Regions from separate parts of the Homo sapiens genome. Here region 2 is linked to region 1. Evidence: chromatin loops called from intact Hi-C (ENCODE). Cell type or tissue: breast epithelium. All regions are shown on one strand. Each heading gives the region's core, and the rest is flanking DNA. Links, peaks and the distances in the headings are about the cores only. Region 1 overlaps SLC9C2 (solute carrier family 9 member C2 (putative)). Region 2 holds the start of PRDX6-AS1 (PRDX6 antisense RNA 1).

What was found. A loop is a pair of places that touch in the nucleus more often than their neighbours do. Peaks named below come from ENCODE experiments on the same cell type or tissue, not always from the same donor. Only the 100,000 strongest peaks of a DNase experiment are listed, where the experiment ranks them.
Region 2: a loop joins it to region 1, with 23 times the contacts of the local background. A loop is called at or near these places in 3 of 110 quality-filtered maps.

Annotation. Positions count from the first base shown.
Region 1 is chr1:173,511,164-173,519,882 of GRCh38, reverse strand. SLC9C2 (solute carrier family 9 member C2 (putative)) reads left to right here. Exons shown (of 28, transcript NM_178527.4): 23 at 2,179-2,346. Among named protein-coding and RNA genes, the nearest start is that of PRDX6, 38 kb to the right of the region's middle. In breast epithelium, for the core only: no CTCF peak of the experiment used is centred there; no DNase peak of the experiment used is centred there.
Region 2 is chr1:173,459,202-173,467,920 of GRCh38, reverse strand. PRDX6-AS1 (PRDX6 antisense RNA 1) reads left to right here and starts at 6,559. Exons shown (of 2, transcript NR_125960.1): 1 at 6,559-7,543. It overlaps LOC100506023 (a long non-coding RNA gene), which reads left to right. Exons shown (of 3, transcript NR_037845.1): 2 at 5,467-5,597. RefSeq lists an enhancer at 7,330-7,829. In breast epithelium, for the core only: no CTCF peak of the experiment used is centred there; no DNase peak of the experiment used is centred there.

The DNA.
Region 1 (8,719 bases), core at 329-8,328:
GCCACCGAACCAGGCCAACAACCCTATTTTTTACATGAGAAAACTGATGAACAGAAAAAAAAAATTCACTTGGCCCCAACTACACATACTCAGAGGCCAAAGATTACTTTGAACCCATGTAGTCTGTCTCCAGTATCCATGTGCTTAGCCATTATACTATACTCCCATTAGAATTCTAGGACAAACACACTGCTGCCAGTATTTATGAAATACGGCAAGTCCGATACTTAAAAGCTGCAACTTGCTGTAACATGTTTCTTTGGGGATTTTCCTGCCATGACTGGACTAGCTAAACCTTCTTAAACTATAGTCCAATAATGTCTGGTCTGAAGAGGTTATATTAGTACTTTTTTGATACCATAACAAATTACCACAAATTTAGTGCTTAAATATATTATCTCATGGCTGTGTAGGTCAGAAATCCAATGGGTTCTGCTGATTTCACTGCTTGGGTCTCAAGAAGCTGAAATCTAGATGTCAGTAGTGCTATGTTACCTTCTGGAAGCTCTAAGGGCACAATCTGTTTCCAGGCTCTTTGAGGTTGTTGGCAGATCTAGTTATTCTTTACGGCTATTGAACAGAAGTCCTTGCTTCTTCAAGGCTGTCAGCTGGAGCCCACCTTGAGCTCCTAGAGCTTCTCTTTTGTCCTTGCATGCAGGTCCTCACATCTCAGAGCAAGCAAAGGCATATGGAATCCTTCACACATCTCTCTCTGATGGACTCCCTTCTACTTGCGAGGGCTCATGTGATTACAGTCCCCGCAATATTCCCGTCTGTTGTTTAATCAAATACTAATCTGGTACAGCTGTGAAGGGACTTTGTAGATCTTTTTAAGGTCAGCTGATTAGTAGCCTTAACTCCAAAAATCATCTTTTTAAGGTCAGCCAATTAGCAACCTTAATTCCACTACAAAGTCCCTTCACTGCAGTCCCTAGATTAGTATTTGGTTGAACAACAGACAGGAATCTTGGGGGGGCCTCCTTTAGAATGCTGCCTACCTCAAATGCCATCATCTTTTCTTTGTTTGCAAAAAGCAGAGGCATTCTTCATTGCTCAAAGATCCTTTGAATTGCATTCAAAATTACAGCCATTAAAAACAAATTCAAACTCTTCTGGAAGCATGAATGCCTTTAAAAGTCTGAATGCTAATTGCTGGGAGAGAATGACCTTTTGCTTCCTGTTTCCTGTGTCTTGAACAAGAACCTTCCTCTTTGATGTTTACAGCTAAACTTTCTGAAAAATTCTGTAATCTTTCTAATCCCAATTCTTTCAGCTTCCCCCTAAAATCTGATACCGCGGTTCTTTCTCCAGCTATGCCTACCAGTTATTTTCTTGAAGTAACTCAACCATCCTATGTTCATCCTAAAACCTTTTCCTGTTGATATTGCATGGTAATTTTTCTAAAGCATTTTAAAAAGAGACAAGGCTTTCATTAACATCATGGCTTGGTTTGGAGGCATATTAATTCATAATATCTGATTTATGTGCCCATGCAATCAAAAGTTATTTCCACCTGATGCATTAGCCCATTGCGGTAAGAATATCTAATGGACTCAATGAGTGATTGCATTAGTTGCATACTATAATTTCCAGTTTTGGTGGGTTTTTTTTTTTTTTCTTTGAGATGGAGTCTCACTTTGTCGCCCAGCTGGAGTGCAGTGGCACGATCTTGGCTCACTGCAACCTCTGCCTCCTGGGTTCAAATGATCCTCCTGCCTCAGTCTCCTGAGTAGCTGGGACTACAAGTATGCGTCACCATGCTCGACTAATTTTTGTATTTTTTTTTAGCAGAGACGGGGTTTCACCATGTTGGCCAGGCTGGTCCCGAACTCTTGATCTTGTGATCCGCCCGCCTTGGCCTCCCAAAGTGCTGGGATTACAGGCGTGAGCCACTGCGCCCAGCCCTGGTGGGATTTTTGTATAAGACAGGTATAAGTAGAAAGTTGTAAATAGGGGTCATCTGTAAAACTAAAGATTAGAAAAAAATCCTTGCCTTGGGGAGTTGAAATGTTAAAGAAATCATGATTTTTTTTTCTTAAGCCTAATTCTTCTTTCACACCTGACAGGAGATCTTTCCCTTCCATTGGAAAGTTGTAAGAAATAGTGGGAGCTCCTATGATTTGATCAAAGGGTTTTTCATTTTTTCTTTCCCTTTGCACACTTTTTTTCCCTTTGCAGTTGCATAGTTTATCTCCTACCTTTGGAATAGAGAGTAATCAAAGGTGTGATAGAGGGTCCAGAGACATGTTTACAGAGTTCTGTACTACTGGGGACATAATTGGAGAGCTAAGCTGTCTGCTTAAGCGTGAAATTGAATATACCGTCATCTGTGAAACTAGTTTACAGGTAGGAAAATGGTTCTGTCATGAGTTATTAATTATTCTTCAAGTAAATAAAAAATACCAGCATCTTTTCTTTTTTGGGGTTTTGACATCTTAGTCACCCAACCAGCTATTGGGAGGTAACATAGCTGAAAAGGCAGATTTAGTGTCTCACATCCCAGGCTCTGCCAAGCTCCACTGCATCCTGCCTAAGGGAGTAGTTATTTAACCTCCTTAAGTCTCAGTGTCCTTGTTTATGAAGTAGAGAGAATACCAACCTTTTGATGTTATGAGGATTAGGAAAACATCTACGTAAAATGCCTGACACATATAGGTGCTCAATAAATGGTCACCATTATGACAACAGTGTTTTTAAAGAATATTTATTTGTTTTTAAAACAACTCCATTAAAAAGTGGGCAAAATATATGAACAGATACTTTTCAAAAGAAGACATACATGTGGCCAATAAGCATATGAAAAAAAGCTCAACATAACTGATCAATAGAGAAATGCAAATCAAAACCACAATGAGATACCATCTCACACCAGTCAGAATGGCTGCTATTAAAAAGTCAAAAAGTAACAGGTGCTGGAGAGGTTGTGGAGAAAAAGGAACAATTACACACTGTTAGTGGGAGTATAAATTAATTCAACCATTGTGGAAGACAGTGTGACGTTTCCTCAAAGACCTAAAGACAGAAGTACCATTGACCCAGCAATCCCATTACTGGGTATATACCCAAAGGAATGTAAATCATTCTATTATAAAGACACATGCACATGTATGTTCACTGCAGCACTATTCACAACAGCAAAGACGTGGAATCAACCTAAATGCTCATCAATGATAGAGTGGATAAAGAAAACATGGTACATATATACCATAGAATACTATGTAGCCCTAAAAAAGAGTGAGATCATGTCTTTTGCAGGAACTATGGATGGAGCTGGAGGCCATTATCTTTAGTAAATTAATGCAGGAACAGAAAGCCAAATATCACATGTTCTCACATATAAGTGGGAGCTAAATGATGAGAACACACAGACACAGAGAGGGGAATAAAACACACTGGGGCCTATTGGAGGGTGGAGGGTGGAAGGAGGGAGAGAATCAGGAAAAATAACTACGGGTACTAGGCTTAATACATGGGTGATGAAATAATCTGTACAACAAACCCTCATGACACAAGTTTACCTATGTAACAAACCTGCATATGTACCACTGAACTTAAAACTTAAAAAAGGAATACTTGTTTGTTTTTAAACTTCCTTCTATGTTTCATTTGCTAAGTAAGAAGTTATCTATTCAACACCTAAGTGTCCTGACATTTCACTAGGTGTGGGGAATTCAAATAGAAATGAGCCAAAGACCAAGGGACAAAGTGGTTCGTTAAATGGGTCCTGCTCCCTGTGCCACCCAACTGGGTGATACCCTCCAATAGGGGTTATCAGACACCCTATACAGGAGCGTTCCTACTGGCATCAGTTCGGTGCCCCTCAAGGTCAGAGATCCCAGAGGAAGGAGCAGGCACCTATCTTTGCTGTTCTCCAGCCTCCTCGAGTGACATCTCCAGGTGTGGGAGCAAACCAGATGAATAGGGCCTGAAGCAAATCCCCAGCAAACTGCAGCAGCCCTGCAGAAGAAGGACCTGATCATTGCAAGAAAAACAGAAAGCAACAACAACAGCATCAACAACAACAAAAAAGTCCCCACAAAAACCCCATCTAAGGGTCAACAGCCTCAAAGATCAATATTAGACAAACTCATGAAGATGAGAAAGAATAAACGAAAAAACACTGAAAACTCAAAAGGCTAGAGTGCCTCTTCCCCTATACATGATCGCAATGCCTGTCCAGCAAAGGCACAGAACTGGATGGAGGACAAGATGGATGAATTGACAGAAGTAGGCTTTGGAAGGTGGGTAATAACAAACTCTGCTGAGCTAAAGGAGCATGTTCAAACCGAATCTAAAGAAGCTAAGAATCTTCATAAAAGGTTACAGGAGCTGCTAACTAGAATAACTAGTTTAGAAAGGAACATAGATGACCTGATGGAGCTGAAAAACACAGCATGAACGCTTCATGAAGCATGCACAAGGATCAATAGCTGAATCTATCAAGTGGAAGAAAGGATATCAGAGTCTGAAGACCATCTTGCTGAAATAAGGCATGCAGAGAAGATTAGAGAAAAAAAGAATGAAAAGGAACAAACAAAACCTCTGAGAAATATGGGACTATGTAAAAAGAACAAAGCTATGATTGATTGGAGTACCTAAAGAGGCAGGGAGAATGAAACCAAGTTGGAAAACACACTTCAGGATCAGGATGTTATCCAGGAGAACTTCCCTGACCTAGCAAGGCAGACCAACATTCAAATTCAGGAAATACAGAGAACACCACTAAGATACTCCATGAGAAGATCAACCCCAAGACACATAATCATCAGATTCTCCAAGGTTGAAATGAAGGAAAAAATGTTAAGGGCAGCCAGAGAGAAAGGCCAGGTCACCTACAAAAGGAAGCCCATCAGACTAACAGTGGACCTCTCCGCCGAAACCCTTCAAGCCAGAAAACAGTGGGGGCCAATATTCAACATTCTTAAAGAAAAGAATTTTCAGTCCAGACCTTCATATCCAGCTAAACTAAGCTCCATAAAAAAAGGAGAAATAAAATTCTTTCCAGACAAGCAAATGCTGAGGGATTTTGTCACCACCAGGCCTGCCTTGCAAGAGCTCCTGAAGGAAGCACTAAATATGGAAAGGAACAACTGGTACCAGCCACTGCAAAAACACTCCAAATATATAAAGACTAATGGCACTATGAAGAAACTGCATCAACTATTTTGCATAGTACGCAAAATAACCAGATAGCATCATGATGACAGGCTCAAATTCACACATAACAATATTAACCTTAAATGTAAATGGGCTAAATGCCCCAATTAAAAGACACAGACTGGCAAATTGGATAAAGAGTCAGGACTCACTGGTGTGCTACATTTAGGGGGCTCATCTCACATAGGCTCAAAATAAAGGGGTGGAGGAAAAATTACCAAGCAAATGGAAAACAAACAAAAAAAAAGCAGGGGTTGAAATACTAGTCTCTGACAAAACGGACTTTAATAAAGATCAAAAAAGACAAATAAGGGCATTACATAATGGTAAAGGGATCAATTCAACAAGAAGAGCTAGCTATCCTAAATATATATGCACCCAAGACAGGAGCACCCAGATTCATAAAGCAAATTCTTAGAGACTTACAAAGAGACTTGGACTCCCACACAATAATAGTGGGAGACTTTAACACCCCACTGTCAATATTAGATCAACAAGACAGAAAATTAACAAGCATATTCAGGACCTGAACTCAGCTCTGGATCAAGTGGAACTAATAGACATCTACAGAACTCTCCACCCTAAATCAACAGAATATACATTCTTCTCAGTGCCACATGGCACTTATTCTAAAATCAACCACAGAATTGGAAGTAAAACACTCCTTGGCAAATGCAAAAGAACTGAAATCATAACAAACTGTCTCTCAGACCACAGTGCAATCAAATTAGAACTCAGGGTTGAGAAACTCACTCAAAACCATGGAAATTGAACTACATGGAAATTGAACAATCTGCTCCTGAATAACTCCTGGGTAAATAATGAAATTGAGGCAGAAATCAAGAAGTTCTTTGAAACCAATGAGAACAAAGAGACAACATACCAGAATCTCTGGGACACAGCTAAAGCAGTGTTAAGAGGTAAATTTATAGCACTAAATGCCCACATCAGAAAGCTAGAAAGATCTCAAATCAACACCCTAACATCACAATTAAAAGAGCTAGAGAAGCAAGAGCAAACAAATCCAAAAGCTAGCGGAAGACAAGAAATAACTAATATCAGAGCAGAAATGAAGGAGACAGAGACACAAAAAACCCTTCAAAAAATGAATGAATCCGGGAGCTGATTTTTTTGAAAAAATTAACAAAATAGACCGCTAGCTAGACTAATGAAGAAAAGAGAGAGAAATCAAATGGATACAATAAAAAATGATAAAGGGGATATCACCACTGACCCCACAGAAATACAAACTACGATCAGAGAATAAACACCTCTATGTAAATAAACTAGAAAATCTAAAAGAAAAGGGTAAATTCTTGGACACATACACTCTCCCAAGACTAAACTAGGAAGAATTAAAATCCCTGAATAGACCAAAAATTAGTTCTGAAATTGAAGCAGTAATTAATAGCCTGCCAACCAAAAAAAGCCCAGGACCAGATAGATTCACAGCCGAATTCCACCAGAGATACAAAGAGAAGCTGGTACCATTCCTTCTGAAACTACTCCAAAGAGTTGAAAAGGTGGGACACCTCCCTAACTCATTTTATGAGGCCAGCATCATCCTGATACCAAAACCTGGCAGAGGCACAACAACAACAACAACAACAAAAAGAAAACTTCAGGTCAATATCTCTGATGAACATCAATGTGAAAATCCTTAATAAAATGCTGGCAAACCAAATCCAGCAGCACATCAAAAAAGCTTATCCACCACAATCAAGTCGGCTTCATCCCTGGCATGTAAGACTGGTTCAACATATGCAAATCAATAAACATAATCCATCAGATAAACAGAACCAATGACAAAACCACATGATTATCTCAACAGATGCAGAAAAGGCCTTCAATAAAATTCAAATCCCTTCATGTTAAAAACTCTCAATAAAGTAGGTATTGATGGAACATATCTCAAAATAATAAGAACTATTTATGACAAACCCACAGCCAATATCATACTGAATGGCAAAAGCTGGAAGCATTTCCTTTGGAACCTGGCACAAGACGAGGATACCCTCTCTCACCACTTCTATTCAACATAGTATTAGAAGTTCTGGCTAGGGCAATCAGGAAAGATAAAGAAATAAAGGTATTCAAATGGGAAGAGAGGAAATCAAATTGTCTCTGTTTGCAGCTGACATGATTCTATATTTAGAAAACCCCATTGTCTCAGTCCACAAACTCCTTAAGCTGATAAGCAAGTTCAGCAAAGTCTCAGGATACAAAATCAACATGCAAAAATCACAAGCATTGCTATGCACCAACAACAGACAAGCAGAGAGCCAAATCATGAATGAACTCCAATACACAATTGCTACAAAGAGAATAAAATACCTAGGAACACAGCTAACAAGGGATGTGAAGGACCTTTTCAAGGAGAACTACAAGCCACTCCTCAAGGAAATAAGAGGGGACACAAACAAATGGAAAAACATTCCATGCTTATGGATAGGAAGAATCAATAGTGTGAAAATGACCATACTGCCCAAAGTTATTTATAGATTCAATGCTATTTCCATCAAACTACCATTGACATTCTTCACAGAATTAGAAAAAACTATTTTAAATTTCATATGGAACCAAAAAAGAGCCCACATAGACAAGACAATCGTAAGCAAAAAGAACAAAGCTGGAGGCATCACGCTAGCTGACTTCAAACTATACCACAAGGCTACAGTAACCAAAATAGCATGGTACTGGTACCAAAACAGACATATGGACCAATGGAACAGAACAGAGGCCTCAGAAATAACCCTACACATATACAACTACCTCATCTTCGACAAACCTGATAAAAACAAGCAATGGGGAAAGGATCTCCTATTCAGTAAATGGTGTTGGGAAAACTGGTGAGCCATATGCAGAAAACCAAAACTGGACCCCTTCCTTACACCTTATACGTAAATTAACTCAAGATGGATTAAAGACTTACATGTAAAACCCAAAATCATAAAAACCCTAGAAGAAAACCTAGGCAATACCACCCAGGACATAGGCATGGGCAAAGACTTCATGACAAAAATGCCAAAGGCAATTGCAACAAAAGCCTAAATTGACAAATGAGATCTAATTAAAGAGCTTCTGCACAGCAAAAGAAACTATCATTAGAGTGAACAGGCAGCCTACAGAATGGGAGAAAGTTATTGCAATCTACCCATCTGACAAAGGTCTAATATCCGGAATCTACAAGGAACTTAAACAAATTTACAAGAAAAACCCCATCAAAAAGTGGGCAAAGGATATGAACAGACACCTTTCAAAAGAAGACAATTTACGTAGCCAACAAACATATGAAAAAAAGCTCAACATCACTGATTAGAAAAATGCAAATCAAAACCGCAATGAAATACCATCTCACACCAGTCAGAATGGCAATTATTAAAAAGTCAGGAAATGGGCCAGGCACGGTGGCTCATGCCTGTAATCCCAGCACTTTGGGAGGCTGAGGCAGGGGGATCATGAGGTCAAGAGATTAAGACCATCCTGGCCAACATGGGGAAACCCCATCCCTACTAAAAATACAAAAACTAGCTGGGCATGGTGGCGCACTTATAGTCCCAGC
Region 2 (8,719 bases), core at 581-8,580, 52 kb after region 1:
CTTGTATTCTTAGGCTAAATCCTATTTGGTAATACGGTTTTATTAATAGATTCTTAGATTAGCATGGAGGCTGCTGCACATCCATTTATACTTCCTTATTTTCTAATAGAGTCACTGCTGTGTTCAGGTATCCATTCTCGGTGTAGCTAGCTGTCTTGGGGAAGTCGACCTCATTTCCAGCTCTAGAGATAGTCCTGACTGGTCCAAGATAATCAGTATTAATGTAACTGGGGAATTTATTAGAAATGCAGAGTATCAAGACCCATACCAGACCTACTGAGTCAGAAACCCTGGGGATGAGGTCCAGCAATGTATATTTTAACAAGTCCTCCAGGAGATGCTGATGAGCTGGTCTAAAACAACTCCATTCTGGTGATTAGGGTTGGTTCAGTTATGAGCATGTAATCCAACTCTTGCTAGTAAGCAATGACGCTTGCTAGGTGAACTTCTGCGAAAAGTGTCTTTGGCTCCTGAGTAGAAATCTAAAAGAGTTAGTGTTTCATCTTTTTCTGGAAATCATGTCTGGATGCTTGGAAATATTGCAATCATGTTGCTACCTAACCAGGAATGAAATAACACAAAGAATGACAGACCAGGAAGATGGAAAGGATGGATTCTTTTTTTAATTTCCAACTTTCATTTTAAGTTCAGGGGTACATGTGCAGCATGTGCATGTTTGTTACATAGGTAAATGTGTGCCATGTTGGTTTACTGCACAGATCATCCCATCACCCAGGTATGAAGCCCATCATTCATTAGCTATTCTTCCTGATGCTCTCCCTCTTCCCATGCCCTGTCCTCTGACAGGCCCCAGTGTGTATTGCTTCCCACAACGTGTCCATATGTTCTCATCATTCAGCTCCCACATGTAAGTAAAAACATGTGGTATTTGGTTTTCTGTTTCTGCATTAGTTTGCTAAGAATAATGGCCCCCAGCTCCATCCATGTCCCTAAAAAGGACAAGATCTCATTCCTTTTTATGGCTATATAGTATTCCATGGTGTATATATACCACATTTTCTTTGTCCAGTCTATCATTGATGGGCATTTAGGTTGGTTCCAGGCCTTTGCTGTTGTGAATAGTGCTGCAATGAATATATGCATGCATGTATCTTTATAATAGAATGATTTTTATTCCTTTGGGTATATACCCAGTAATGGGATTGCTGGGTTGAATGGTATTTCTGCCTCTAGGTCTTTGAAGAATTGCCACACTGTCTTCCATGGTGGTTGAACTAACTTACTTTCCCGCCAACAGTGTAAAAGTGTTCCTTTTTCATCACAACTTCCCCAGCCATCTGTTGTTTTTGACTTTTTAATAATAGCCATCTGACTGGTGTTAGATGGTATTTCATTGTTGTATTGATTTGCATTTCTGTAATGAACACTGATGTTGAGCTTTTTCTCATGTTTGTTGTCCACATCTATGTCATCTTTTGAGAAGTGTCTGTTTTGTCTTTTGCCCACTTTTTAATGGGGTTGTTTGTTTTTTTCTTGTAAATTTGTTTAAATTCCATATAGATGCTGGATATTAGACCTTTGTCAGATGATAGATTGCAAAAATTTTCTCCCATTCTGTAGGTTGTCTGTTCACTCCAATGATAGTTTCTTTTGCTGTGCAGAAGCTCTTTAGTTTAATTAGATCCCATTTGTCAATTTTGGCTTTTGGCGTCTTTGTCATGAAATCTTTGCCCATGCCTGTGTCCTCAATGATATTTCCTAGGTTTTCTTCTGAAGTGTTTATAGTTTTGGGTTTTACATGTAAGTCTTTAATCTATCTTGAGTTAATTTTTGTATATGGTATAAGGAAGGGGTCCAGTTTCAATTTTCTGCATATGGCTAGCCAGTTCTCCAGCACCATTTATTAAATAGGGAATCCTTTTCCCATTGCTTGCTTTCATCAGGTTTGTCAAAGATCAGATGGTTGTAGGTGTGCAGACTTATATCTGGATTCTGTATTCTGTCCCATTGGTCTATGTTTCTGTTCTTGTACCAGTACCATGCTGTTTTGGTTACTGTAGTCCTGTAGTATAGTTTGAAGTTTGGGAGCATAATGCCTCCAGCTTTGTTTTTGTTGCTTACAATTGCCTTGTCTATTCATGCTCTTTTGGGGTTCCATATGAATTTTAAAATAGTTTTTTTCTAATTCTGTGAAGAATCTCAATGGTAGTTTAACAGAAATAGCATTGAATCTATAAATTACTTTGGTCAGTATGGCCATTTTCACGATATTGATTCTTCCTATCTATGAGCATGGAATGTTTTTCTGTTCTTTTGTGTCTTCTCTGATTTCTTTGAGTGGTGGTTTGTAGTTCTTGAAGAGGTCCTTCACTTCCCTGGTTAGCTTTGTTCCTAGGTATTTTATTCTTTTTGTGGCAATTGTGAATGGGATTTGGCTGTCAGCTTGCCTGTTGTTGGTGTATAGGAATGCTAGTGATTTTTGCACATAGATTTTGTATCTTGAGACTGCTGAAGTTGCTTATCAGCTTAAGAAGCTTTTGGACTGAGACATTGGGGTTTTCTAGATATAGGATCATGTCACCTGCAAATAAAGATAGTTTGACTTCCTCTCTTCCTATTTGAATATGCTTTATTTCTTTCTCTTGCCAGATTGCCTTGGCCACAACTTCCAGTGTTGACTGGGAGTGGTGAGAGAGGGCAGCCTTGTTTTGTGCCACTTTTCAAAGAGAATGCTTCCAGTTTTTGCCCATTCAGTATGATATTGGCTGTGCATTTGTCATAGATGGCTCTTATTATTTGGAGACATGTTCCTTCAATACTTAGTTTATTGAGAGTTTTTAACATGAGGGATGTTGAATTTTATCAAAGACTTTTTCTGTATCTATTGAGATAATCATGTGATTTTTGTCTTTAGTTCTGTTTATGTGATAACTTAACATTTATTGATTTTTGTATGTTGAACAGCCTTGCATCCCAAAGATGAAGCCAACTTGATCATGGTGGATAAACTTTTTGATGTGCTGCTGGAATCAGTTTGCCTGTATTTTGTTGAGGATTTTTGCACTGATGTTCATCAAAGATATTGGCCTGAAATTTCTCTTTTTTGTTGTATCTCTGCCAGGTTTTGATATCAGGATGATGCTGGCCTCATACAATGAGTTAGGAGGAGTCCCTCCTTTTCGATCTTTTTGAATATTAAATTGTTTCAGTAGGAGTGGTATTAGCTGTTCTTTGTACCTCTGGTAGAACTCACCTGTGAATCTGTCTGGTCCTGGGCTTTTTTTTTTTGTTGGTGTTGGGGTGATCAGACCCAACACCAGGTCATGGGGGTGACAAAGTCCAGCAGAGTCAAAGGATTGAGAAAAAGACAGTTTGAGGGAGAAAGGTGGAACCAGGAGGCCATTGTTAGTGTATGGAGGCTGTGAAGGCTCTGAGCTCTGGGAGCCCATGCTATTTATTGGTAATCCAACAGAGAAACAGGTGGTGAGAATGTGGAGGTCAGAAGAGCAGGTGCATGATCTACAGCTGTGATGGTTTGGCATTTATAAGGAACATGTTCTGCTACTTGAGATAATGAAGATACAATCGAACTAGGAGCCTAGGAGGGCTAGAAGCAAGGAGCCAGCAAGTCTAGACACATTCCAGAGGACATTGTGGCAGACATGCGAGCCCTGCCTCAGCTTTCTTCCCAACACTCAGCTTTTTCCCAACAGTTGGTAGGCTATTTATTACTGCTTCAATTTCCAAACTCATTATTGTCTATTCAGGGATTCAGTTTCTTCCTGGTTCAGTGTTGGGAGGGTGTATGTGTCCAGGAATTTATCCTTTTCTTCTAGATTTTTCTAGTTTATGTACATAGTGGTGTTTGTAGTATTCTCTGATAGTTGTTTGTATTTCTGTGGGGTCAGTGGTGATATCACCCTTATCACTTCTGATTGTGTTTATTTGAATCTTTTCTCTTTTATTCTTTATTAGTCTAGCTAGCAGTCTATCTATTTTATTAATTTTTTTCAAAAAACCAGCTCCTGGATTCATTGATTCTTTGAAGGGTTTTTCATGTCTCTGTCTTCTTCAGTTCTACTCTGATTTTGGTTATTTTTTGTCTCCTGCTAACTTTGGGTTGGTTTGCTCTTTTTTCTCTAGTTTGTTTAGTTGTGATGTTAGGTTGTTAACTTGAGATCTTTTTAGCTTTTTGATGTGGACATTTAGTGCTATAAATTTCCCTCTTAACAGTGCTTTAGCTGCATTCTGGAGATTCTGGACATTGTAGTTTTGTTCTCATTGGTTTCAAAGAACTTCTTGATTTCTGCCTTAATTTCATTATTTAACCAAAAGTCATTCGGGAGCAGATTGTTCATTTTCCATGTAGTTATATGGTTTTGAGTGAATTTCTTAATCTTGTGTTCTAATTTGATTACACCTTGGTCTGAGAGACTCTTTGGTATGTTTTCAGTTCTTTTGCATTTGCCAAGGAGTGTTTTACTTCCAATTATGTGATCAATTTTAGAGTAAGTGCTGTGGCGATGAGAAGAATGTATATTCTGTTGTTTTGGAGTGGAGAGTTCTGTATATAGCTATCAGGCCCACTTGATCCAGAGCTGAGTTGAGGTCTTGAATGTCTTTGATAATTTTCTGTCTCAATGATCTGCCTAATATTGTCAGTGGGGTGATAAAGTCTCCCACCATTATTGTGTGTGAGTCTAAGTCTCTTTGAAGGTCTCTAAGTACTTTCTTTTTCTGGGTGCTCCTGTATTGGGTGTATATATACTTAGGTTAGTTAGCTCTTCTTGTTGAAATGAACCCTTTACTGTTATGTAGTGGCCTTCTTTATCTTTTTTGATTTTTGTTGATTTAAAGTCTGTTTTGTTATAAACTAGGATTGCACCTGTTTTTTTCTGTTTTCCATTTGCTTGGTAAATTTTCCTCTATCCCTTTATTTTGAGCCTATGTGTGTCTTTGCACGTGAGATGCGTCTCTTGAAGATAGCATACTAATGGGTCTTGGCTCTTTATCTAGCTTGTTATTCTGTATCTTTTTTTGGGAGGCATTTAGCACATTTTCATTTAAGATTAGCATTTTTATGTGTGGATTTGATCCTGTCATCATGATGCTGGCTGGTTATTTTGCAGGTTTATGTGGATACTTCATTGTATCATTGGTATGTCAGTGTGTTTTTGTAGTGGTAATGGTTTTTCCTTTCTATATTTAGTGCTTCCTTCAGGAGCTCTTGTAAGGCAGGTCTGGTAGTGATGAATTTCCTCAGCATTTGTTTGTCTGAAAAGGATCTTATTTCTCCTTTGCTTATGAAACTTAGTTTGCATATGAAATTCTGGGTTGGAAATTCTTTTCTTTAGGAATATTGAATACTGGCCCCCAATCTTTTCTGGCTTGTAGGGTTTCCACTCAGAGGCCCAATGCTTGTCCGATGGCCTTCCCTTTGTAGGTGACCTGGTCTTTCTTTCTGGCTGTCCTTAACATTTTTTTCTTTTTTCTTTTTTTTTTCAGATGGAGTTTCACTGTGTCACCCAGGCTGGAGTGCAGTGGCACGATCTCAGCTCAATGCAACCTCTGTCTCCTGGGTTCAAGCAAATCTCCTGCCTCAGCCTCTTGAGTAGCCTGAGTAGCTGGGACTAAAGGTATGTGCCACCACACCTGGCTAATTTTTGTATTTTTAGTAGAGACAGGGTTTCACCACGTTGGCCAGGCTGGTCTTGAACTCCTGACCTCAAGTAATCCACCCACCTTGGCCTCCCAAAGTGCTGGGATTACAGGCATGAGCCACTGTGCCCAGCCAACATTTTTTCTTTCATTTTGACTTTGGAGAATCTGCTGATACATATCTTAGGGATGATTTTCTTGAATAGTTATCTTACTGGGGTTCTCTTGTTCCTGAATTTGAATGTTGGCCTATCTTGCTAGGTTGGGGTCATTCTCCTGGATGATATCCTGAAGTATGTTTTCCAACTTGGTTCTATTCTTCCTGTCTCTTTCAGGTACCCCAATCAGTTGTAGGTTTGGTCCTTTTACATAAACCCATATTTCTCAGAGGTTTTATTCATTCATTTTCATTCTTTTTTCTCTATTCCTGTCTACCTGTCCTATTTCAGAGAGATAGTCTGCAAGCTCTGGGATTCTTTGCTCTGCTTGGTCTATTCTGCTATTAATACTTGGGATTACATTGCGAGTACTTGTAGTATGTTTTTCAGCTCTGTGAGGTCGGTTATGGTCCTTTCTATACTGGCTGTTTTGGCTGTCAGCTCCTGCATTGTTTTATCATGATTCTTAGCTTCTTTGCCTTTGGTTAGGACATACACCTTTAGCTCAGCAAAATTGGCTTTTGTCCACATTCTGAAGCTTACTTCTGTCATCTTGGGCTCAGCCTAGTTCTGAGCCCTTGCTGGAGAGGTGTTGTGATCATTTGGAGGAAAAGGGGCTCTCTGGGTTTTTGAATTTTCAAGATTTTTGCGTTGATTCTTTCTCATTTTTGTGGGCTTATCTATCTTCGATCTTTGAGGTTGCTGACCTTTGGATGGCGCTTTCATGGATTGTTTTGTTTTTTCATCTTTTTCTTTTAGCAGTCTGTTTACTCTTCCTTACAGATGCTGCAGTTAGCTGGGGGTCCACTCTACACCCTGGTTGCCTCAGTTTTTCCTGTACTTGGAGGTATCAGCAGTGAATGCTATGAAACAGCAAAGATGGCAGCCTGCCCCTTCCCCTGGAAGCTCCATCCCAGGGCGGTACTGTCCTGTTGCCAGCATGAGCACACAGTATGTAGGGGGTGGCTGGAGACCCCAGTTGGGACATCTCACCTAGTCAGGAGGAACGGGATCAGGGATCCACTTAAAGAAGCAGTTGGGCTGTTTTTGATAGAGCAGTTGTGCTGTGTTGGGGATCCCATCAGCCCCTTGTTGGTTTGGGCTCTCCGAGGCCCACAGGCTGAACTGGCTGAGGTGCCCAACAGCCAAGTTGGTGGCCCGCCTTCCCCTCTGGGCACTCTGTCCCAGGGAAAAATTAGAAGTCTGTTGGCCACAGAACATGGGCGGGGGTGGCTGGATACCCCAGCTGGCATGATCTACCCGTCAAGGAAAAGTGGATCAGGGTCCCACTTAAAGAAGCCATCTGGCCATGCCTCAATAGAACAGCCTTGTTGTGCTGGGAAACTGCTTCTGCCCTTGTTGGCTTGGACTCTCTAAAGCCCACTGGTTGGAATGGCTGAGTCATTCAAACAGCCAGCTTGGTGGCCCTCCTTTCCTCCCCTCCTCCCCTCCCCTCCTCCTTCCCTCCTCGCCTCCCCTCGGGCATGCTATTCCAGAAAGAGATCAGGATCCGTTTGTGGAATACAGGCAGAGATGGCTGGAGGCCCCGGTTGGGAGGTCCCTCCCAGTGAAGAGGAATGGATTGGGGCCCCACTTAAAGAAGCAACCTGGCCACGTTCAGGCAATGCCGCTGTAGTGTTCTGGGAAGACCCTTCCTTGTTTGAACCATATGGATTCTCCGAAGCCCATAGACTGAAATGGCTGAGTCAACCAAACAGTAGAGATGGCAGCCCACCCCTCCCACTGGGGACTCTGTCCCATCACAGGTAGGCTATATTCCAAGCCAGTAGGTCTTATTTTGTGAGGTGTTGTGGAAGTGGGACCCACAGATTGATGCTGCTTGGCTCCCTGGATTCAGCCCCCTTCCTAGGGGTATGTACAGACCTCCCACCTTGCCTGAGTTACAGACACCTCTGTTGGGGATCCTGGGGCCGGAATATGTAAAGTTCCTGGATCTCTATGCATGCCTGAGCAGCTGCTCTGCTGAGACTCAACACACCTCTGTGTGTGGGACCCAAGACCCTGGTGATGTGGGTGCACAAGGTGGTGTGGGTGCACTGATCTCCTGATCTGTGGGTTGCAAAGATCCGTGGGAGAAGCGTGGTTTCCTGGGGTTGCACACTCACTCACTGCTTCCCTTGGCTGGGGGTGGGAGTTCTCTTGGCTTCATGTTGCTCCCAGGTGGGCTATTGCCCCACCTTGCTTTTCTCTCTTCTCCATGGGTCGAGTTGTTTCTGTGATCAGTCCCAGTGTGAGTGCCTGGATATTTCAGTTGAAGGTGCTATATTCACTTGCTCCTTTCTTCCTCTCCCTGAGTGCCACAGACAGCTGCTGCTTCTAATTGGCCAACTTGGCCCCCCTCCCCTGGGTTCTTAATAACGTAATTAAACCACAACCCATCCTAAAACTTATCCTACTTCTAGATTTCTGTTGAGTTCAGAAATACCCTCATTTTTAAAGATAATTGGAGTCAGGGTTTCTGTTACTTGCTGTCAAAAGCATTCTTAATTAGACTTGCTAATATTTGACTTTGGATTTTAAGAATAACCCAATATGTATTTTATTTTTACTATTGTTTAGTATTTAGTATACTTTAGTATCAGAATTAAATTTGTCAGTGAAGTGTATTGGGAAGTTTTTCATAGTTTGTACTGGCCGAATGTTTAAATAATCCAGGAATTATCTGTTCTTTATGATGTATTAGAACTTACTGATAAAACAAACTGGAACTGGTGCTTTTTTTGAAGTTAGAGCTTTTGCTGCATTTTCAAGTTTTTCTTTGATTATTGGGATAATTTCCTCTCTTCATGAGCTAATATTAGTAATCTGCATTTTGCTAAAAATTTGTCTATTTCATGTAGATTTTCTAATTTACTGGTGGGTATTTGGAATTTTAGAATTTTAAAAATCTCTTAATGCTGAATTATTTTTCTTTCCTTGTT